2 separate regions of the Mus musculus genome follow, and region 2 is linked to region 1. A link is a loop called in an ENCODE intact Hi-C map of the cell type or tissue named here. Cell type or tissue: left cerebral cortex. All regions are shown on one strand. Each heading gives the region's core, and the rest is flanking DNA. Links, peaks and the distances in the headings are about the cores only. Region 1 has its middle 17 kb from the start of Tmem266. Region 2 holds the start of Chrnb4 (cholinergic receptor, nicotinic, beta polypeptide 4).

The links. A loop is a pair of places that touch in the nucleus more often than their neighbours do. Peaks named below come from ENCODE experiments on the same cell type or tissue, not always from the same donor. Only the 100,000 strongest peaks of a DNase experiment are listed, where the experiment ranks them.
Region 2: it touches region 1 in a loop (3-fold over the local background); 5 of 42 quality-filtered maps call a loop at or near these places.

What each region holds. Positions count from the first base shown.
Region 1 is chr9:55,304,292-55,316,320 of GRCm38, reverse strand. It overlaps the pseudogene Gm15625. Among named protein-coding and RNA genes, the nearest start is that of Tmem266, 17 kb to the left of the region's middle. In left cerebral cortex, for the core only: a CTCF peak has its summit at 4,553 (motif pointing right); DNase peaks (open chromatin) are centred at 2,116, 2,510, 4,557 and 7,435.
Region 2 is chr9:55,043,256-55,055,031 of GRCm38, reverse strand. It overlaps Chrnb4 (cholinergic receptor, nicotinic, beta polypeptide 4), which reads left to right and starts at 6,488. Exons shown (of 6, transcript NM_148944.4): 1 at 6,488-6,588; 2 at 11,107-11,255. The coding sequence starts at 6,537. In left cerebral cortex, for the core only: a CTCF peak has its summit at 8,059 (motif pointing left); DNase peaks (open chromatin) are centred at 9,292 and 9,822; H3K4me3 peaks cover 361 bases.

The DNA of each region.
Region 1 (12,029 bases), core at 1,287-9,286:
GTGTAAATTCACTTTGTGTTCTGTGCTCCTTTGAAGTAGACAAGGTTATTTATTATTATTATTTTTTTAATCTGGAATGCTCAGGGCCAGAAGGGTTTCAGATTTTGAAGTTTTTCAAACTTTGGAATATTTGCATAAAATTTGCTGGTGAAATAGCTCTAACCTAAAAATTTGAAATGTTTCAAGATCTAATACCCAGCATTTAAGTGCTGGCATGATGCCCCCCAAACCTGTAGCTTCTACAGCATTTTGGAGTTCAGATTAAGGAGTCTCAGACTGAATGAATATCCCATCCCCTTTCTCTGTCTCCTGTATAGTGAGGGAAGGCTCACAGTGCTCTGCTACCCACTGTTATACCCACTATGGGGTGGAGTCGTTTCTAGAACTAGGATGCTTCCTCTCGCCTTCTTGATCCAGAGCGCGTGCTCTAAATGTTATACCTATGCTACGTACCTTTTTATATGCCGAGAGTATGAGTTGAAGTTTGCTTGGGAACTATCACACTTTGAATGGCTGATTTTAATATATTTTAGATGGTACAATCTACATGAAAGAAAGTAGCTTTTGCGAGTTGCTAAATAGAATAAAAATTGTTTAATTTATTTCATACGCATTTTAAAAATAGAGTCTATGCCAGTACATTCTGGGATGGGAAGGGCTTGTTGCATGGGGGAAGCCAACTCTTTCTATTCAAAAGACCTCGTGGAATGGCAAACCTTGTACACGGCAAAGCCTGCCTTCTGTCTAACGGGGTAAGAAACCTGTTACAGAGAGGATTCATTTAGGTCCATGGCTCAGTGCAGCTAATAATGTAGATTCCAGGGGTCAAAACTATCGATTCATGAGTGATAAAACTGTTACCTAGGCTTCTATGTATGTAGTCAGTAGACCAAGATGGGAGACAAAATTAGAATCCGGATGTGGTTTTGATAAACAATATGCACATTGAATATATTTTGTCTTGTTACCATATTATTTATGAGAGATCCCAAAAGGATTTCATCACTAATAGCTGCTATTGGTGCATGCTATCATTCTTTGGCTTATAAATAGCTCCCACCCCTGGGCCCTAAAAAGAGGACTCTGCTGCCATAGAAACAGTTGTTAATAAACATGAGCACTTTAGAGAATGTATGGGTTCAGATCTGAAGGAGAGGAAGCCCGCCAAAGCTGGAATCCTGAAGGACAGTCATCCCAGGGATGGGTTGGATGCAACTGGTCCTTGTGAACGCGCATCTCTATCTGAAATTTTTTTCTGGAACACTGCCCCAGGTTTTCTCCCCCAATTCAGTTAATGTCTGAATTTTTGCCAAATAAAGATTGGTTTCTTAAAAATTATTACTTCTATATGTGTGGTAGGTATTCTCAGTGATTTCCCATGCTTACTGAAAAAAAAAAAAAAACAAATCAAACCACCAAACCTAGAAAACACTTGGGAGCCAGGGCTTGGTAAAACCAGTTGGATTTGTTTAATTTTGGCTAGACTGTAGAGAAGAAAAGCCCAGTTTTCTCTGCCTTGCCTATCACAGCGTTACAGTGAACAGAAAAAGGTGACACAAAAGCCTGAATATATACAGAATCATTTCCCTGTCTTTCTGTTGCTATAATCCGGGTCCCTTTTGGGGTTCTCAGTCTCATTAATAAAGGCATTTAAGAATAGATGCACATGGAAACACAAGGATAATTTTATCAGCGTTTAAAAGGCAAACTAAAGGGCAGGTGTACAGTAAAGCAGCTGCCTGGAGAAGAGAAGGAAGAGCTGCCAGCATGGAGGTCAGACACATGGCCAGCAAGCAGCCACAGGGCAGGGAGCGGAGCTTCAGAGAAAGGGAAAGGATATCCAAAGTATTGGTCGGGGAGAGCCTGAAATGTTAGGGAAAACATACATGCTCAGAAAGGGGAAGACAAGGTGGGAGTATGAGTGGACGACTTATATTCCTATATTGGCCCTTCAGCCCCTGCACTGGGGGCAGAGAATTCTGGGAAGGAAAAAATACAGAATCTCACTAAAGGAGTAGTTATTCTGCCCATCTCTTTAGCATAGCCTACACTGAGCCTACCTTCCCTAGCGTCGCTCCCTTAGCCAACGTGATTGAGCTGCCAACCCAGCTGCAACGTCAAGTCTCCCCACAGGCTACCATTTGCTTTACCTTTAGGTGGTCACCAGAGGACTCGAGTCCCTTCTGCACATCTATAGTTTCATAGGTAGGAGAATTTTAAAACCCAAGAGGACCAGCAGAGGAAGATGAGTCAGCAGTTTTACCCTCACGTTTTTACCCCCAAGCTGGACATCCACATGGTTAAAGGAGTACTCCAGCCAGTGGTCCTCTGACCCGCACATGCATGTGTGTACAAATGTGTACACGTGTACACTCCCTCACATACTGAATTAATAAAAACATACACGAAGAAGAAAACTCAGAAGTAACTTTAGGACACTGTTAACTGGAGTTTGAGGGATAAAACAGGGCTGGCAAGCAGGAGGCCTTGGCTGCTGCTGCTGAGGTGGGCGTGAGAAAAAGGAGCTGGTGAATTAGAAGAAAGCAGTCAAGCTCTGCAAGGATGCCTGTGAGCTTTGAGGGCACAGGAGGGTGTTCAGAGGATAGGGAAGGGGAGAGCGGTGGGGGGAGCAAACGCTGGGCTTTTCTGAGTACACAGTGTTGGGTTTCATGTAGATGGTTTCATTCAAGTACTAGTACTCACCTCTCCCCATTCTCTCCCTTCACATGCCCTCTCTCCACTGGTCTCTCTCCATCCATTTCTCCGTTTTCATGGCAGATGTATGAATATATGAATGAATTCTAGGACACAAATGAGAAAGCATACAATATTTATCTGTGTGTGTGTCTGGTTCACCTGTGGAATATGACCATCTCCAGTTCAATCCAGTTGTTAACAAATGATAGGATTTCTTTGGTATTTTGTTTTGTTTTGTTTTGTTTTGTTTTGTTTTGTTTTTGAGACAGAGTTTCTCTGTGTGAGATTCCTGGCTGTCCTGAAACTCTCCATGCAGACCAGGCTGACCTCAAACTCATAGTCATCTGCCTCTGCCTCCTGAGTGCTGCAACTAAAGGCGTGCACCACCACTGCCTGGCTAGAATCTCATTCTGCAAATGAATAGAACTCTGTTGTGCATATATACCACCTTTCTTTGTCCACTGTCTCTCCATAGATGATCTGAGAACTCTGTGATTGTGAATAGTGCCGTAATAAATACAGATGTTTGGGTATCTCCGAAGTATGCTAATTTAGACCTGAAGTGCTATGTCTAGGTCATATGGTAGTCCTATTTTTAGTTAGGTTTTTTTTTGAAGGATTTCCATACTGATTTCACAGAGGCTTGACTAATTTCCATTCCCACCAGCAGTATATAAGTGTGCCACAATTAATCTAAATTGTGAAAAGGTGAAGCAAGGTAGAAATGTCCTGTCGTTGAAGCCAGAGAGGAACTGAGGGTTTAGGCGAATGTGAATACTAAACATAGCATCTTTAAGGTCTAACACTGTGAACCAGGAGGTTGTGGTGGGAACCTGCCCCAATGAGGTATAAGGATTGGGAACTAGAGTTAGATCAGGATTACAGCCTCATTGTGGCCCACAGTCATAGACCAACCTGTAGGGTCTATCTGACTTCTTTACTGCCAAGGTAAGAGTGTTGTATGAAGAGTTACATGAGCACAGAAGCCAGGGATTTATCAATGAGAAGCTGTGAGCTTTTTATGCTTTAGCCTTCAGTAACTGGGGGGGTTCAGGGGAGGCTGCTGGGCCCATCAGTGGTAGTTGAGAAGGGAGTGACTGTTAGTGTTCAGGGATGGAAGTAACTCAGACCACAGAGGAGTGTTTTGGATGATGCTCTAGTAGACTCTAGGGAGGGATCTTTGGCCCCAGACAGCTCCAGACTATCACAGGATGGGGGAGGGGACCTCCAAAAAAAAAAAAAACGCCTGAGTGGCTCTGAAGTCGAGACATTGTATCTCTACCCCAGAAGTAAACAGAGCAGCATGGTAGGACTTGAGAATGAATAGAAGGTGTTGCCTATGGTACAGGTCAAGAGGAGTGGAAAGGGGATGGATGGAGCTTCTGGTGAAGAGAATTGGGCACTGGAATTCTAACCATAGAAGGTGCTAGGGTGAAAAAAGTTACTCCCTTATCAATAAGTAATGTAATCTTGGCCCATGGCCAAGATTTAGGGCAACCTAAAGTTCATCTCCATGGAGATAGAAAATACAGAAACCTTATAGTCTCAGCCCCCCATCAATCTTTTTCATTATGATCTTTGTAGTTTAGGAATAAAGTCATGTATACTTGGCATTTTTCAGGTTTAACCTAATCATAGTGGCCTTGGTTGGAGGTCAGACTTACCTCATGTAGAAGAGAGGGACATTTACTTTTGATGGGCCCCCACTTTGCAGATTGGACATAGGCTAAGAGGAGGCTTCTACTCTGGAAGCTTTAGGCACTTCTGGCTAAAATGTGCTGCCAGATTGCAAGATACAGCAGAGTCCTTTGACCAGAGGCTGGTTTAAGGCTTTAGCCCGAACTGTTTAGACACTAGGTGGCGCTCTAGGATTTCCTGAGCTAGACATGGAATCTGCAGCCCTGTATAGATAGCGTGTCATGTTTAACCTTGCCTCCTCCAGTTTGGCTTTTCTAGTTCTTGAGGTCTTTTCTAGGCTTTAGAACATGTAGGCTGTGTCTAATAAAGCGGGGGACAAGTCTGAGTCCCCGGTGGAGTATTGAAGCTGTTGTCTCCTCTCTGGAGAAGTTTGGCTTATAACATACACGGTCAGGATGGCTCAGCCTTCCTATCTACTGGGGTCCACATTGGTGCACTTGCACATGGTTTCGGCTTGCTTAAGTTGAAAGGGACCAGGATTCTTGGCAGCTTTCTGTGTTGTGTTCTACAAGTTTTTGTAGTTAATGAGTTTGATACTGGCATTTTAATTCCCTCTAATACATAGCTAATTATATTATCTCAGTGAGCCCATCCTTGTCATTTCCTGCAGCAGCGCTGATGTGGCCATTGGACGCTCATAACAGCAATAGCTATGGAAACTGGCCTGGCTGTAACTGGATGGTGAGCACACACCTCATCAGGCACATACTGAGTACCAGATGCAGCTTCTCCATGAATGCAGCAGGTGGTTGGAGTGATGGAGACGCACTGTTAGCCTAGCTCAAAAGCTCAGCGAGCCTTTGAATGCCTATGGAACTGGGCATCATCGCTAAAAGGTCCTGATTGGGTTTATATTTGGGACAGATTGGGGGGATGGGGTGTGTAACTGAATGGTACCAAAGAGAAATTTTTACTGCAGGAGAAGCAGTAGTTTTTAATTGTTCATGGGTGCACAGATAATTAGAATAATGTAGATGTGTTGCTATGTTGGATCAAAAGCCACAATGAATCCTCTGAATTCGCTAGTGCAGATGAAGGGATCAGGGCTGAAAGATCCTAATATGGATTATATTTGGGACAGACTGGGCATGGGGAAAGGGATGTGTAGCTGCTGGCACTGCAATCCTTATTAGCTGCCTTGCAAAAGAGGAAAGCTGTCCTCTGAAGGGGTGGGATGGCTTTCTCTCTTCCTTGAGTTTCTGGAGCAAGTGCATGATGGGAGAATGTGTCTGGATAAAAAGGGGTGTGGATGGAAAGAGATCTTTGGAGGAGGAAGGAGAGGAGGAGAAGCTGAAGAGGATGATGTGGGGGAGGGGAAGGTGCAGTAGAGAAGCTGGAAGTTAAGCCTGGATATGTACAAAGAAGAAGCTATGAAGGGTGTCAGCTGTGGCTGAGTTTGAGGAAAATGCAAAGTTCAGGAGAATCTAGTAAAATACATAGCACATCCCTATTGCATCTGTGGTCTTGTGACAGTCTCGAAAGCTTGGTTATAAGAAATCTCAGAGTCCTTTCCTAAATTACAAACAACGTAATCTAATGGCAGGATGAAGTAATAGCTCAATGTGCCCCAAGGCAGCCAGCATTATTGATCTGGAACTGTGTTAAGGGTCAAGTTTTGCTGTGGAAGAAATTGTTTTCTTTCTTTCTTCCTTTTTTTTTTTTTTTTTCAGAGTCTGAGAATCAAATTTAGACTAGTTCTTAAGACAGCATCCCAGGGGTGAGTCAGAAGGAATAGAAAGCTCAGGGCTTGTCACACGAGTTCCATGGCTGTGCATTTACCTTTGAGGGCAACAGACCTCTCCTGTCAGCAGAGTGAAACCAAGACTCCCTGCACCAATTCCACTGAGGCATCCTCTTAGAATAGTCTCTCTCCAATTCCCAAAGGTGGGATACAGTTTCTCTCTGGATCCAAACCAACCTGACGGGTCAGACTAGATTGACCTTGAAGGGAAAGCTCACAGACTAAAACTATCAACTCAGCCATGACTGAAAGTGAAGGGGACTCAAACTGTCTTGGAGAAAAATGAAAGCCTGGTTACTAGTAGGTCTCTTGATTTAGGAAGTCTGACTGGGACTTCCTATACAAGCACAAACACCATAAGCCACATGCTCAGGCTCCTCCCAACTTGAGAGAGCTGTGACAGACGTTGTGGTGGAGGAAAAGGAGAGGGCTGGCAGAAGGGTCCTTACAGTAGGCACAGATCCATGTGCATGAACTACAACTGTCATCTGTGCCACCCAGAAAATGAAGGGTCTCCCAGGAAGAATTGGAGTGGACTATAGAAGGCTACTCTTTGTCCATTGCCTTCAGACACTATCAAGGATAACTATGGCTAGGGTTATTTTGCTGCAAGTGGGAAGTGAGGCGTTTCCCAGGAGGCAGGAACTACTTACTTAAGCTTGGGTGACAGCAGTGCAGAGTCACAGGTGAAGGCCTTGGGGGCTTCCTAGAGAGCAGCTCAAGAATCCTAAGTAGTCGAAGGGCCAAACGGCTGGCATCTACAAGTACTGGATGGAGGAGAGGCTAAGGAAGGTGTGATAGTTTGTATATGCTTGACCCAGGGCGTGGCACCAGTAGGAGGTGTGTCCTTGTTGGAGTAGGTGTGTCACTATGAATGTGGGTTTTAAGACCCTCAGCCTCGCTGCCTGGAAGCCAGTCTTCCCCTAGCTGCTTTCAGAACAAGATGTAGAGCTCTCAGCTCCTCCTACACCATGCCTGCCTAGATGCTGCCAAACTCCTGCCTTGATGATAACGGACTGAACCTATGAACCTGTAAGCCAGCCCCAATTAAATGTTGTCCTTTATAAAAGTTGCCTTGGTCATGGTGCCTCATCAGAGTAATGGAGACCCTAAGACAGAAGGCATGGTGGCTAGTTTTATGTCAACATGACATAAGCTTAGAATCATTTTGGAAGAGGGAATCTCACTTAAAGAAAATGCTTCCACCAGCTTGCCCTGAAGGCAAGTCTCTGGTATATTTTCTTGATTTATGTGGAAAGTCACAGCTTACAGTAGGTGGTGCCACCTCTTGGCTGGTGATCCTGGATGGTATAAGATAGCAGGCTAAGCAGTCATAGGGAGCAAGCCAGTAGGCAGTGTTCCTCCATGGCCTCTGCATCAGTTTTTGCCTTCAGGTTCCTGCCCTAACTTTCCTGAAAGAGGAGCTACAAGCTGTAAGGCGAAATAAACCCTTCCTCCCCAAGTTTCTTTTGATCATGTTGTTTAGCACAGCAGTAGAAACCCTGACTAAGACTGGAAGCAAAGAGGAAGTTCTCCGTCCAGGCTGCCGAAATGTGCAGGGAGTGCTGGTGACAAGCACAAAGCGTAGGGATAGTGTATATACCAGACCAGAAGTAGAAAGATTAAAGAAAAATTACCTCTTAAAAAAAGAAAAAGAAAAACCCTTAAAGAACAGATAGAAACACAGCAGGCAAATTCCCTGAATCAGCCCCTTGAGAAGGAATGGCGTCCTTTCAAAACATATGTGGTTCCCAGGAGGTTGTGTCTGGATGGATGAGTGAACATCTCCCCATCTAGGTAAAAATTAAATTTTATAGTACCAGTTGTTTTTCTTGATTTTGGTCACTTGGGATAAAGAGGCAAGGTCCTTTGGGGTTAGGCTCCTGTTTTAAACTATTTTGTGATGCTGTACCTTGCACATGCATGCCATGCCCTGCACCTGGGGAGCTCACCAGGGCTTTGCTTCTCTCTGGGTCCAGCCCCACAGAGCAGGGCTCGCCACTTGCTTGCTATGTTTCAGTCAGGGTTCTTGGTTTCTCGTACAAATCTCGCCTATACTTGCTAGTATAAGACCTTTCCGTTCCTTTGTCCACTGCTGTTCTCTGGTGCCTTTCTGTTCCCACAGCTGACATCCATTGCTTCAGCCCTTTATGAAGGGACATACTATATTTCTCCACAGTCTTCTATCTCCACCCTCCTAAGTATTCCTATAGAACATGCAGGATCTGGGGATGATCGTGTGTCTTGAAGAGATGTGGGATAGGTGATAAAGTGGCTTTAGTGGACTGACATTACAAACTAATGACAACTGAGGATCTGGCAGAGTACAGCCGCAGAAGTCTAAGAGAAACAACAGAACGACAGTGGCTTTCTTGCCTCTTTTTAAAAAACGGCAGTAGAGATCAAATGGAAAGCAGTCAGGAAGCTGGAGAGGTGACTCAGCAGTTATGAGCACTGACTGCTCTTCTAGAGGACCAGAGTTCAGTTTCCAGTACTCACACGGCTGCTGACAACCATCTGTGCCTCCAGTTCCAGGGACACAACCCTCATTGGGCACCCTCCCCACCCCCACCCCCACAGTATGCATACATACATGTAGTAGAAAGACTCCTGTATGAAAAATAGTTGTTTTTGTAAAAACAGACCTTGAGAAAAATGCCAATAATCTGACATTTGTTTAATGTAAAACCTCATGAAAATACCATGTTGACAAGATAGGCAAGTTCTGCTTATATAAACGTGTGTCTTTTTGGTTGTGAGCCTCTCATTTAACAGCTGTGCCATCTCTCCTGCCCACTTTAAAATAATTTTGTAGGAAAAGCTATGCCCAAATACTGCTCGGTTTCAGTTCACTTTTCTTTACCCTCCCCACTCTCCTTCCCACTCATGCAGGGCTGAGGAGCAAACCCAGGATCTCAAGAGTTTGACCTACTAAGCCACACCCCTGCCTGAGTTGTTCATTTCTCAGGGTTAGCAAATAATTGTAATTATAACTAAAATCTGTGAACAAGGTGAAATGACCTTTATAATTCTAATTGCTACAAATGAAACTTTGGTCTCCATTTTAAGGGGATGGACTGCAAGTGAACTTTTTTTTTTTTAATATGTTATCCTTAGAGAACTGAGGACTAAGATACATTGTATCTTTGAGATTTTAAAGAATCTTAGGCGTTCTAAACTTGGCCTAGTGGTGAGTACTTGTAATTCTGTCATTTGGGAGGGTGAGGTAGGAGGATCCCTATGAGTTGGATGCAACATAGTGAGAGAAGAGGGAGAGGAAGATGGGAAATGGCTGATGGGGGTAAAGAGGGAGAGAGACAGGAGGGTAGCACTAACTGGGAGTGGTGTGGGCTTTTGGGAGCAGGCAGCCATTCTCATTCAAACCACCACAGTGTCCTTATCTAACCTTCCCCTCCCTCTCCCCTCCTCCTGCCCTTCCCCCTGCCCCTTCCCCCTCCTCTCCTCTTCTTAACTGGTACACACTGTTAACACCTAAATTTCAAGTTTGGAAATGCATATTTGTAAGCAGCAATATAAAAGTATTCGTGAAGAATGCATAATCTCTGGAAATTATGGAAACGTCCCAGCTACCCCATGCATTTCTAAGTACAAACTAACATTTGTTACTTCTGTGTAGCTAGAGAGGTTTGCTTTCAAAACAGATAAGATTCAGTCTCTAGGTGTGAATGGTGTGAATGACGGTCTTTCTTTTTAATTTCTAGTCATTTGGGATCTTTAAGCATGCAAAAGCTTTGAGCAGGGTCCACAAAGGAACCAGTGCTGCATCACAGCATCCAGTGGGGCCAGAGCTGGGATGCCTCTGGGTCATCTACATCAGGACTAGAAGCACTTGAATCATCAGTCCTTTGGCCACGGTTTGGATGACTACCACACCCATGCCCTCGTCTTCCCTGTCCCAGGGCCTCCGTAATTGATCTCCACTTGAGACTTTATATCATTTGCTGGCTTCCAGAAATGAAGGTCCACAGCCGAATCTGCAACACGAACCTCTTCACTTTTTTTTTTTACTTATGCAGAACAAATGCCCTTTTCCATTGTCCATCAGTACCTTCATTTGGTTTTCAGATATTTAATTCTTCTTTTGCTCAGTCTTTATTTCAAATAGCTTCCCACTTATCCGAAGGCATCTCTTGTGGATCCTCTTCCTCAATCTCTTCAACTTCGCTGTCATTACTTTCACTGTCTGCCTCTGGGTTTCCTCAGTTACATTTGATTGATCCAAATCAGTTCACTAATCTCTGACAGTTCCCCAGTCCGTGAAAGCCACCACCTCCAGCTTCAGGCCAGATCTACCACTTCCACTGTACCTAACAATTCACATTTGCCACGAGGATCGAATCCATCGCCTCAGTCCATCCTCTATCCGCAGCCTCCTTGTGCCCTTCCCACGTCACCTCGGCCTCAGATGGGCCGTTCAATAATGTCCATCAATTGAAAATTCACCACCTTCACCCTTCAAGTGGCTTTTCAAATCTTTCACGAGGTGGTTGGCTTTCTGGGTCTCCTATAAATTTTTTTCCCTTCACACTGAAGGTGTTGATCAGGTCTCCTCCCTGCTCACTTTATTCCTGTCACCAGCAACAGTCTCCTCCTCTTTGTCAGCCACGCCCACATGCTGGGCATCAGGTTCTTGTGATCTTTCTGTGACTCCTTGCACACAACTGACCACCACATTGGAGTTGTTCTAAATCTCAGCCTTAGCCAAGCTCTTGGTATGGGGGGCCAGGGGAGGGGCAGAGCAATGGGGGAGGCCCTATGCCACCTGCACCTCTGCTGGTGGCTTTTGTTCTCTGCTGCCCTCAGTAAGGGTCTCATTGCTCATCAAATGGTCATTGGTGACCACGCAGCTGAAGCCTTTCTGTAGGTATCCAGGCATAATGGAGGCTCAGCAGAGCCTTCCTCCAGTGATTACTGTAGACTGAGCCTAGCCAAAAGCATCTGTTTCTGATCTTTTCACAAGATTCATTGTCTAATCTTCTAATATATATTTTATATATTTAATATATAAATATATTCAAATATATATTTGATTGACATTTAGTAGATGACAGATTATCTTCTTGACTAAACCCTAGAGCCCCACCTCCATATCTCCATTTGGCCTCAGCCTAGGACCATAAAGGTTGGAAAAAACAAAAAGTGATATAATTCTAACACCTCAAGGCTATGTCTCAAGGATGCCACCAGCCATCCTCCCTCACAAAAGTTCATGCCTAAAAAATACTAAGGTATATGTGGCAGTTTGAATATGCTTGACCCAGGGAGTGGCACTATTTGGAAGTGTGGCCTTGTTGGAGTAGGGGTGTCACTGTGGATGTGTGCTATAAGACTCTTGTCCTAGCTGCCTGAAGCCAGTCTCCTGCTAGCAGCCTTCAGATGAAGATGTAGAACTCTCAGCTCTGCCTGCACCATTCCTGCTTGGATGCTGCCATGCTCCTACCTTAATGATCATGGACTAAACCTCTGAACCTGTAAGCCAGCCCCAATTAAGTGTTGTCCTTATAAGAGTTGCCTTGGTCATGGTGTCTGTTCACAGCAGTAAAACCCTAAGGCAGCACAGCACAACAATCTGCTGCTATACAGCCAATACCTGATGGCAGAGCCCTTGCACTTTGGTCTCTGTGGGAAGATCCTGAGTCTCATGTTGCTGATCGCCGGTTGGCAGCGCGAGTGCTCTGCTTTCTGTGATGTTCACTTTCTGTATTCCTGCCACCTTTCTCCTGTCCCTCCCCCTTGTCTTTAAGATGTTTTATCATTACCTCTGTGTCATCAAAACCCAGCTCCATTCAGACTAGATTCCTTCTCTGTGCAATGCTATGTTCCTGATTTAAATATGGTTTTGTTATTTTTTTTTTAAGATTTATTTTATGTC
Region 2 (11,776 bases), core at 3,777-11,776, 260 kb after region 1:
CATACATTTGCATAGAATGAAGTCAGTATGGGGCATGTTGGTCTGGGCAGTGACTGTGGTCTGGAAGAAGGCTGGATTGAATTGGCACAGTTTCAGGATGGCCAGGTTAGCCTCCAGATCATAGGCGGTCTCCTTAGCTTGCCTCTCCACATATTGCTTCAGGGTAGCCAAGTTCGCAGGATTGAACAACTTGCCCATGTTTGCTTTCATCTGCTCGAACATCACCACCACGGTCACTGTCACCATCTGCAGCCCCAGCTGATGCCGAACACCAGGCCTGGCGCTTGGTACTCACGGACCAGAAGAAAAAAGACACCTTGCCATGCTTGGCTTTTTACATGAGAATCTAACTTGGTCCCCCTGCTGTGTGGCAAGGACTTTTCCAACTGAGCTGTCTCTGTCCTGTGTTTTAGAAAGACTGACTTGTGTTTTACCTGTGACTCGAAATTAAGGGTCAGCAAACCCTTGTGTGGAAAGCCAGCACGTAAATACCTGAGGTTTGGCAGACCATGATGGCCTCTGTTATATAGTCTTTGTTGTTGCTGTTTTGTTTGTCCAGCTAAAAAGGAGAGACAGCATCCTTCACAGCTCTGGGATGCACAGAAACAGGCTGTTGAGCAGGCTGGGTAGATGGGTGGAGGGTTGCAAGCTCCTCCTCAAGGAAGTTATATCCACCTCTCTCCACTGTGTGGATATTACAGGGCCTGATAATGGCCACTGATGTCACTTCCAGTTGGTCACTGATATGCAGACATGACAATGAGTAGAAAGGGTGAACACTGGGCATGAGCATCTTCAACTCCAGTGTCACATTTTCTACAAACCAGCAATAGTTCCTGAACCTGTCCGCAGCTCTGAAAACTCATCAGCACGTTTGGCAATGTGGCTTTCCAAATAGAAAGAAACTTCATTTCCCTGCCTTAGCTTCTAGTTCCCTCCTTCCTGTCAAGGACCACTCATGGGCAGCTGTCAGTGCTTCGTCACATGAATCTGCATGTTGCCTTCACGTTCCGAGTCTTACCTTCTTGGTTGTTTGACTGATTAGAATATTAATGTCTATAGCAATCTCTGAAACACTCTGGACACACACCCCTTTGCTGGGTGTATTTATTACCAACTTCTTTTCCTATTCTGTGGTTTCTCTCTAAGCTTTGTGGGAGTTTTGATTGAGCAGAAGTTTAAATAGTGAATGATGCCAAGGTTTAAAACAAGAGGAATCTCACATCATTTTTCTCTTGAATGTGTCTTTTTGGTATTTTGTTGAAGACATTTCTTTCTGAGGCTAGGGACTAGCTTGGTTGGTAGAATGCTTACCTAACTTGCCTGTAGCTCCGGTGTCTTAGGGTTTTATTGCTGTAAAGAGACACTATAACCAAGACAACTCTTATAAAGGAAAATATTTCATTGGAGCTAGTTTACAGTTTTAGAGGTTTAGTCCATTGTCATCATGGTGGGAAACATGGTGGCATCCAGGCAGACATGGCACTAGAGAAGGGACTGAGACTTCTGCATCTTGATCCACAGGCAAAAGAAGAGAACAGTGTGCCACACTGGGTGGAGCTTCTTGAGTATAGGAGACCTTAAAGCCCGCCTCCATGGTGACACACTTCCTCCAGCAAGGCCACACCCTGTCCAACAAGGCCACACCTATTCCAACAAGGGTATACCTCCTAATAGTGCCACTCTCTATAGCCAAACATTTATATACATGAGTCTATGGGACCATATCTATTCAAACCACCACACCTGAGTACTTTCATTAGCATGGCACAAAGTGGGCATAGTGGAGCTACCTGTAATCCAGCGCTTGAGATGTAGAGGCGAGAGGATCAGAAATTCCTCATTTTTAGTTACATATGTGTTCCAGGTCAGCCTCAGAGACATGAGGCCCTTTCTATAAGTTGATAGATAGATAGATAGATAGATAGATAGATAGATAGATAACTAAGTAAGTAAGTAAATAAATAAATGTTGCTTACTATTTTGTAAGGACAAAGTTCACATGTTAAGTCCCCAGCCCCATAGTGCCAGTATAAAGAAAACCTCTATTGGTGGCTGGGTTAGAGAGTGGAGCCCTTGTGGTGGGGTTAGAGCCCTCATGAGAAGGAATGGAGAAGAGTCTGTTTGTTCTTTATCCTGCTTTCCATCACGTGATGATCCAAGTAATCCTCCTGAGCCAGGAGGGGCCCCTCACCAAGAGCCAACCAGGCTGGCACCCTAACCTTAGCAAAGGCCTAGCCTGGAATACACAATGTCCTTGCCTAACCTGGTGTTTGTGTACTTTTGTTTGTGCCTCAACCCACTTTTATTTCTCATGGATTTTATAATTAGTCTGCCATGTGCCATGAAAAGTCCTATGGCGATTCACGCAGAAATACAATGATTAATTTGGTGAGAAGTGATCAATTGTAATATGGAATCTTTTTATTCAGAATGTATATGGTAGACATTTCCATTGGTCAGTCTCTGAATATATTAATTTCCACACTGGTGATTACGCTTTAGTTTGTGAATTTGGGGAGCATGTTCAGACCATGGCGATATTGTTCATAAAAGGAGTAGCCTATTTTTTTCTAAATGTATTCTCAGGTTTTGCTATTATAAATAGGATCTGTTTGTTTTCTGGCACATTTTCTAGTCTTTTTTGTTTTGCTTTGGAGTCAGAGCCTCATGTATCCTAAGCTGCCTTCAAACTTACCATGTACACAAGGATGACCTTTGCCTTCCTCACCCCAGTGCTAGCATTACAGATGTGCACCATCAAGCCAAGTTTATGCATTGCTGGGGATCTAGCCCAGCACCTTATGCATGTTAGCAAGGGCTCTACTAGCAGAGCTGTGATCTCAGCCCTCGACTGTGTGTTTGAATGTTATTAGAAGTGTACAGGAACACTAATCTCCTTTTAAAGATTTACTTTATTATTTATTTGTTTCTGGATGTGTGGATATACACATATGTGTGATCTGGGACTTGGTTGTTGGGTCCCCTGGAGCTGGAGTTACAGGCAGTGGTGAGCTGCCTGGTGTGGATGCTGAGAATTGAACTCTGAGCTTTGCAAAAGCAGCAAGTGCTCTTGACTACTAAGCTATCTCTCTAGCCCCTGTGGGATACAAATTGTTTTTAATTTGATCTTCAATACAGCAACCTTGCTAACTCTCTCACTAGTCCTACTAATTCATCTATTTGATAATTTCTCTCTTGGATCTTCTACAGTGCAATCGTATTGTCTGCAAACACGGGTAGTTTTTCCTCTTCGATTCTTAAAATTTATTACCTTTATCCGCTTCTATTATAGGTTGGATCATATAAATTGCTGATTTGGGGAAGCTTGTGACCTAAAAAAAAAATGGCAATTTCATTTAGTTTTATCTCTACATATTTCCTACACAAGGCCTAAATAAATCCAGTGATGGATGGAAGTAGCCTGTCTGAGGCTGACTGGGATGGAGATTGCTCACACAGTTTTTCCTTTTACCATGCTGCAGGTTTATTGGGTTAAGGGAGTGGTGTGCTAAGGGTTGTATCAGATGCATATTTAATTTGTTAAGGTTGCATATTACATTAATGAGTTACCTGACTGGATCGGTCCTTGTGTTCTTGGGCGAGAGCCCACATTTCAATGATACACCATTTTCCCTGTGTGCACTGCTGTGCTTCACTTGGTTTTATTTTATTTAGAATTTTAGAATCCGTGTTCATAATAGACAATAACAGCTAACATTTATTAAGTTTTATGTGTTCCGGCCCTATTAGGTCGCATTAAGGTACTTTCCATGACTTATTTCCTCTCTTCCTTAGAAGGCCTCCTGGGGAGACTAGTTCCTCTTTTTAAATATGAAGGAAGGAAGGGCAAAGAGAAGGAAATCATTTCTTCAAGATCACAGGAGATCAGTTATCAGACTCAGGAGGTCACACAGTCCCCTGGGTTAGAGACCCATCAGGCAGACTGGTCTATGATGCACTTTTCTAATATGTCCTTGTTCCAGCTCAATGCCAAGATTATGCTACCCCCTAAAACTGTTGTTCTCAACTTGTGAGTCCCTGTTCCTTTGGGGATCGAATGCCCCTTTCACAGGGCTCACCTAAGACCATCAGAAAAACCCAGATATTTACATTATGATTCATATCAATAGCAAAATTACAGTTATGAAATAGCAACGAAAATAGTTTTATGGTTGGGAGTCACCATGAGGAACTGGGTTAAAGGACTAAAGTGTCAGGAAGGCCGAGTGAGACCCATACTGGCCTAGAAAGTAACTGGACAGCTCTCTCCCTTTTTCTCTTCTTTAAAAAAAAAAAATCTGTGTCTGAAGAGATGGCTTAGTATGAACTTGCTGCACAAACATGAGGACCTGCGTTTGAATCTTTAGTACCCATGTAAACATCTGGGTGTGGTCACATGATCTCGTAACCCCAGTCCTGTGGAGCTTGCTGGCCACTAGCCAGCTCCAGGAACAGTGAGAGACCCTGCCTCAAGGAATACAGGAGAGTTTATAGAGCAGGACCCGAGAGCCTCCTCTGGCTTCCGTGTTGGTGCATGGTAGCATGTGCAGGTAACTGCACACACATGTCTGCGTGTACCTCATGGGACTCCTTTTCAGTTGTCTGCAGAAATATTTTGTCTAAAGTGAATTCTCTGGTTTTTATTTTATTGTCTGTCTGGTTGCTTAATTTATTTGCAGCTCTTGGTTTGTAGGCACATTTTGCTCTTTTAAATCTGAGATGTATAGGAAAACTACAAGTACCATATAAGGAACTTTTTGTTTGTTTGTTTGTTTGTTTTTGTTTTTTCAAAACAGGGTTTCTCTGTGTAGCCCTGGCTATCCTGGAACTCACTTTGTAGACCAGGCTGGCCTCAAACTCAGAAATCTGCCTGCCTCTGCCTCCCAAGTGCTGAGATTAAAGGTGTGTGCCACCACACCCGGCCCATATAAAAAAATTTGTCTTTAAAAAAAAATCATTACAAGGTTTTTTGGTTTTTTTTACTAACAAATTGAAAAAACAGCTACTGACTCACATGTGTAAGAAATCCTACGACAATATAACGGATGTTTCCTGACTAGAGGGCTTTTTAAGAAAGTTTACATTTTGTGCCTTTTAAATGTTTTGTATTGGTATATATTAATTATTTTTTAAAATGGGTTTGAGCTGGGTATAGTGGTGCATGCCTTTAATCACAGCACTCAGGAAGCAGAGTCAGGGGGAACTCTGTGAGTTTGAGGTTAGCCTAGCCTACATAGCAAGTTCCAGGACAGCCAGGGCTACATAGTGAGACCTTGTCTCAAAAAAAAAAAATGTTCGTTATGAGATTGTCATACATATGTATATAATAAGTTTTGGTCATTGACCACACCCTCCCAATTACTCTCTTTTGTCTCCTTCCCCTCACCTTTAGTCCTTTTGCTTTCTCCAGAATCTTCAATATGCTCTCTCTCCCCGCCTCTACCTACCGCCCATCCTGTGGCCCATCAGAGATAACAGAGCATACCTTAGACAGTCAGGACTACAGACAACTATCAGCAAGCAAACTCTCACACCCCACACCCCAGCATCCTGTCGAGGACTGGGGTGATTTCTGGCTCTTACCAAGGGTCTGCTAGTTCCACTTTATGTGAAAGGACCTACCCTTGCCTTTAGCTTCCAAAGCCCCACAGGTCACAGGCTTTGGCTTTCTACATCTCTTTCCCGGTTTGGGTTCAGGGAGAAGACGAACTTATTTTCAGTCCTGTTAGGTCTGTGGGTTCACCCTGTGAATCTGTTATTGCCGCAGTTTAAGGAGGAGAGGATGTCCTCAGACCTATCTTCTCGGAACCATCCTCAAGGCATTTCATCGACTTCTGTGCTTGTTGGTTTGCTTTTGTTTTTAAACTCCCGTGCCAACATGTCAGATTATAGCAAGAAGAAATCATCGGGGAAAGCGACTGGACTTCTGCCTTATTTTTAGGTCCAGAGGTCGTCCCTTCTCCAGGCCAAGTAAGCTCTGTTCACTTTGCCCCTGAAGCTGCTGGGTGCCCCTTAGTTGTCCCAGGTGCAGGGCTGTTTTGACTTGTCCTCTAACTTTAGATCCTGAAACTTAGCGTGGACCACCTAGGAGTGGGAAAGGCTAATGTATGCTTCTTTCAGCCACTTAAACTGCCTTGGGTAAGCCAGGCTAAGATTAAGATGGGTGAGGGGGACGCAGCCTGCCCTCTCAGACCCTCCCTTACCCTGTAACTCCACCCCTTCCCCAGTCCCCAAGACGAATGAGACAAGAGCTAGTCCACCCTCCCGAGTGCCACGCACTACCCGGCTCCTGAGTGTGAGAAAGTCTCGGGACCATCATCCATAGCCACAGGTTCCCCCAGACACACCCTGCTCTGGGTCTACCCCAAACTCCAGTTCAGTCCTCTAAGTGGGTGGGACCCACAGCAGCTTCCCAGGTGGGGAGCACAGGCTCCATCGGGTCCTAGTGCCGCCGGGCACAGAGAGACTGCCAGCTGGGACAGACGCTCACTCGCGGTTCCATTGTGGGGTGACCGGCAGCCACCCGGCCGGCCATGAGGGGTACGCCCCTGCTCCTCGTCTCTCTGTTCGCTCTGCTTCAGCCTGGTGAGTTCTTTTTAGAGAAGGTGGGAGGGACAAGGGTCGCAGTGTGGGAGGAGTGGCCGGACCAGCTGGGGAGTGGGCGGGGCAAGCCCTATGGGGATGCAGGCTGGCTTGGGTGGGTGGCCTGTGAGGTTTGGGGTCCCCGCTACCTTATTCCATGCTGCCAGGTCACCATCACTGACGAGTGTCTTCAAGCTGGGCAGTGCAGATCAGTCCCAGAGCTAAGAGGTCCCCAAAGGGTCCTCCGAGGCTCTTTCAACTCTAGTGAAGTGATGAACTTGCTACGGTATAAATGTGTGGGAGCAAGCCTGCTGTTTGGAGAGAGAGAGGGGTCACCAAGACACTAGCATTCCATATGTGCGAAGTATTTTTGCACTTTGGGGCAGGTCTTCCAGATATCACATATATGGTGGGCACTGCCATAGCTGGTCCCTAACCCTGCTTAGCTGAGGGCAGGTTGATGAACTGGGGTCTGCAGCTCACAAACTTAGCATTGACACTGAAGAGACTCTCTCAGCTCTCCTCCCCAGGTTCACTCAGACACAGTGAGGGTTTCTTCCAGACTCAGCTACCCTCCCCCTTAAATTCCAAGGTCCTTCGTAGCTTCTACCCCCACCACCTCAAGCTGTGTGCACACCAGCTTGTCCTCTGAGCTCCAATGGACCCAGAGAACCAAGGCTGCATCTTCCTCCCATAAAGATCACATCCAGAAGGTACTAGAATTAGGAGTGGGGAACAGTCAAGGTCTCCCAATCAAAGTAGTGTTGGCACAGTATGCATTATGGCTTTGGATCACTGCTGGGTGCCCCTATTCTGTTACCCTCTCTCAAGCTCCTTATCTGTTCCATGACAACAATCCGCCTTGCCTGTCATCTGACAAACACTGGCAGTATTTCTGAAGTATGGTCCCACTAGGCTGTCTGCACCTTCCTCTACAGACTCCTGAACCCCAGCCTAGGCTCAGGGGATCTGAACCTCTGGAAATGGAAGCTGGGGAATTGGCTTTTATATAGCCAGGTGATTCTGACCTGTGATTGGAGAAGCACTGATAGCATTTGGTGAGTTCCTTCTAAGACAGCATTCTGAGTTTCTAAGATGCTCACAGCCACCCTTTAGCGAGCACATATCTGCATCTCACAGGCCCCTCCTTCACTAAGCACATGCCCTCACCTGGCAAGCCCTGCCCTTCAGATACACACTTGCCAATGAGATTCTGTTAACCGTTGCATCCCCAGATAGCTCTCTATTTCTAGATTGGATATGCTTTCTCAGACTGGACACACAGAGAGACACTCACAATTCCACTATGGTTAAGAATCCTATCAGATTCTCAACCTTTCTCCTTTTCCTCAAGGGAGCATTCTTGCCAAGGAAAATCTCCAAAGGCAAGACCTTGTGCAGCAGCCAATGGGGCTCTCGTTTTTTTTTTTTTTTCAACATTGTATCACGATGACCTCTAGTGGTGGTTTATCTGCTTAACTGTATAAAGTTTGACTCCGTGAAAGCCCTCAGGAGCTGGTGGTGACCCTCTGACATGTTACTTATCTCTTGGATCTGACAGGCTCTGGAAAGCATTAGGAGTAGATGGCAAAGTCTGCCTATGTGCTCTTAGGGTTCCCTTTGGAGGTGAAAAGAGGGGGTGCATTTCAGCCATAACAGCCCTGCTGGTCATTTCACTTCTCTGCCCCATCCACAGGCATGCTAACAAACACAGACACAAGTGATAGGCCCAGCAGAGCAACCTCCCTCAGGGGCAAGTTAGCAGGGGTATATAAGCAAGTACAGGGGGCAGGGAGGGCTTCTGTCTTAAAGAAACCCCTGGACCTGGCTTTGTTTGACTTGCTAGAGCCTAAATGGTCTAGGGCAGTTGTTCTCAACCTTCCTGATGCTGTGACCTTTTAATACAGTTCCTCACGTTGTGGTGACCCCCAATCATAAAATTATTTCATTGCTACTTCATAACTGTAATTTTGCTACCATTCTGAATTGTAATGTAAATATCTAATATGCAGGATATCTAATACGTGACCCCTTTAATGGGTTGTGACACAAAGGTAGAGAACCACCGATCTAGGGGAACTCTGGGGTCCATATTTGGTCCATGAGATGGGGAGAGTCCCTTAAGCCAGCTAAATATTAAAGAGAACAAGCTGAAGGTGGTAAAGATTAGTAAGTACCCCAGGTGGGCTCAGAGCTCAAGCACAACCCCCCCACCCCGCCCCAGCCTAGAACCTATAGTCCAGCCAGACTAGCCTCCCGGGGCAGCAGAGATAGATCTAAGCTCCCCTAGAATTGCAGGACTGGAGGCTGGGTGCTGCAGAGCCTATCCCAGTGCTGCCACAGACTGCCAGGTAGACCTTTGACAAGTTAGACTCATCTCTATGAAATGAGAGGTCAGCTCTAATAAACAAAAAATTGTGAGAGGAACCTAGATTTATCCTTTGGCTACAGATAGGCCCCAAGGGTATTTAAGCTGGTGGCTTGTGGAGAGGGAATTGAAGCTGTGAGGAGCCAAGCTCAGAATCAGTCTACCCATATGCTGGACAACCCTCCCACCCTGCCCCCAACCCAGTGTGGGGATGGGGCAGCAGGTGTGCCTGGAGCATCTTTCTCAAGGCCCTAAATATTGCATCTGTTCTAGATAGGCAGCCAGTTGGAAAGCGCGTGGAGAAGGCAGGGTAGCGGCTGCTCACCATGAACATGTGGCCAGCCCAGCACCCACCCACAAGTCTACTTCACCTTTGCTAGACTAGGGTGATTCACATTCTAAGTACTTGGCTCCATCCAAAGAAGGGGGTGTTTGGTAAGATGTGAAGGCTCTTTAGGAAAGATCTGACCAGACTCCTGGGCTTGGTAAGATAGTCAGCACCTCACCAGCATCCCTACCCTGATCCCTCTAGCCTTCTCCTCTTTTAGCATGCTACCTGCTCTCCTTCCCTGGCGGTGTTTCTTCTGACCATCCTCATCTCTTTTCCTGCTCCTGGGCATCCTGTTCATGTGCCCTTGTCCTTCCTTCCTGTCTCCTTCTTTTTCATGTCCCATCCTCCACTCTCCACAGTCTCCTTAATGACATCATAGTACACAATCCAGTCCTTAAACTTCACCTTTACCTCATTCCCAACACAAGAGACAGATGAAACAAAGACCCAGATACCACTTGGCAAGGAATCTCGGATGCACAGGAGGGACAGATCTTGGGCTGTGGGTGCTCGGAGGGATGATGTCTGTCTGTGCAGGATGCTGATCTGGAGCTGGTCCTCAATGTGGCTTAGAGCCAAGAACTCTGTCTTACCAGAAACCAGCTGCCAGCTGGACTACTCCATTTGATGTCTCAAAGAGACCTTGTGTTCTGTAGGTCAAAGTCTGGATCCAAGAAAGGCTCCCCTAGAATAACCTTGTTTCCTTATTTCCTTATTTATTGCATGTGTGTTATGCATGTGTATAGTGTAGCAGGTGCATATAGGTGTCTTTCCTTGAGCACTCTTTTTTTTTTTTTTTTTTTTTTTTTTTTAAAGATATGCACTCTCGGAGTACCTTAAGCTTACAAGTTTGGGCTAGACTGGCCAGCCAGTATCATTCAGGGATATGCCTATCTCTGCCCGCCCCACAAGGCCACAAAGGTTTTTTGTGGGTGTTTAAAGGATCCAAGTTCAGACCCTCCTGCCTGCATGGCAGGCAGTTTACTGACAGCCATCTTCTTCAGTCCCCGTTTGGCTTTTTGTTTTCTCTAGGAAAACACTACCACATACCCAGCTCTATCTACAGCCCACGTTTCAGGAAATGTCCCTGGTAGAGGTGCCCATGTGTCTTCCCCAGGGCCAGTTGTTCCTGGGCTTTGCTGTTTACCCTCAGCACGCAGCACAGCATCCGGCACAAACTCCACTCAAACGTTGGTCAGCTGGTAGGCTGGGAACAATCCTGGTGAAAGAAAGGGTATACTCAAAACCCGGAAGTGAGACGGGTAAGAGGCAAGTGGTGTGTACGCCAGAGAAGAGTCTGGGGCAGTCCAGGGCAGGAGAGGTAAAGGAACGCTTAGCTAAAGGGTGGAAATGGAAGGACAAACTAGAGGAGTTGGGAAGTGGAGCAGATAGGTCTCAGTGGCCGGGGGTGGGGGGAGACATTGGGGTTGGGGCAGGAGTAGAGAAGAACAGATGCCCAAGGTTGGAACAGGATGTTGCAGCAGGGAACAGCATTTGCTGCCAGGAAGAGCACAAGGAAGAGGTCTGTCCCGGAGGAAAAAATGACACAGACAAGCCTGTTGGCACCCCCACGCCCGCACAGCCTCACCCCTCTAGGTTCCCTCCTCCCCTCCTCCACCCTACTCCGCATAGCTCCACCCACTGCAAGTCTCCCCCCCCCCCCCCATAGCCCCACCCCTCAGTTCTCCCCCCACATCCCCCTCCCCTACATAGCTCCAGGGCTCCTACACTCTGCTTCTCACAGCCCCCCTCTTCGCTGCCACAGCCACAGTGGGGTTCCTCCAGACAAGGGCCCAGCACGTCTGACTATACGATTTCCCAGGGGACTGCCGCCTGGCCAACGCAGAGGAGAAGCTGATGGATGATCTCCTGAACAAAACCCGCTACAACAACCTGATCCGCCCAGCCACCAGCTCCTCCCAGCTCATCTCCATCCGCCTGGAGCTATCACTGTCCCAGCTCATCAGTGTGGTAGGTGCCTGGGCAAATGTGGCCTGGGGCTTAGGAGAAGAGGCAGGACTCTTTGGGGAGAGAAGTGGATGACTGTTCAGGGTGCAGGGCTAGGAGTTAAGTGACAGGCATGTTACTTCTGACCTTGACAGATGGGTAACACTCCAGACTGCTAAACTTTTCTTCTACTATTTCTTTCTTTCTTTCTTTCTTTCTTTCTTTCTTTCTTTCTTTCTTTCTTTCTTCCTTCCTTCCTTCCTTCCTTCCTTCTTTCTTTCCTTTCCCTTTCCCTTTCCCTTTCCCTTTCCCTTTTTCCCTTTTTCCCTTTTTCCCTTTTTCCCTTTTTTTCCCTTTTTCCCTTTTTCCCTTTTTCCCTTTTTCCCTTTTTCCCTTTTTCCCTTTTTCCCTTTTTCCCTTTTTCCCTTTTTCCCTTTTTCCCTTTTTCCCTTTTTCCCTTTTTCCCTTTTTCCCTTTTTCCCTTTCCCTTTCTTTCTTTCTTTCTTTCTTTCTTTCTTTCTTTCTTTCTTTCTTTTGTTTTTTTT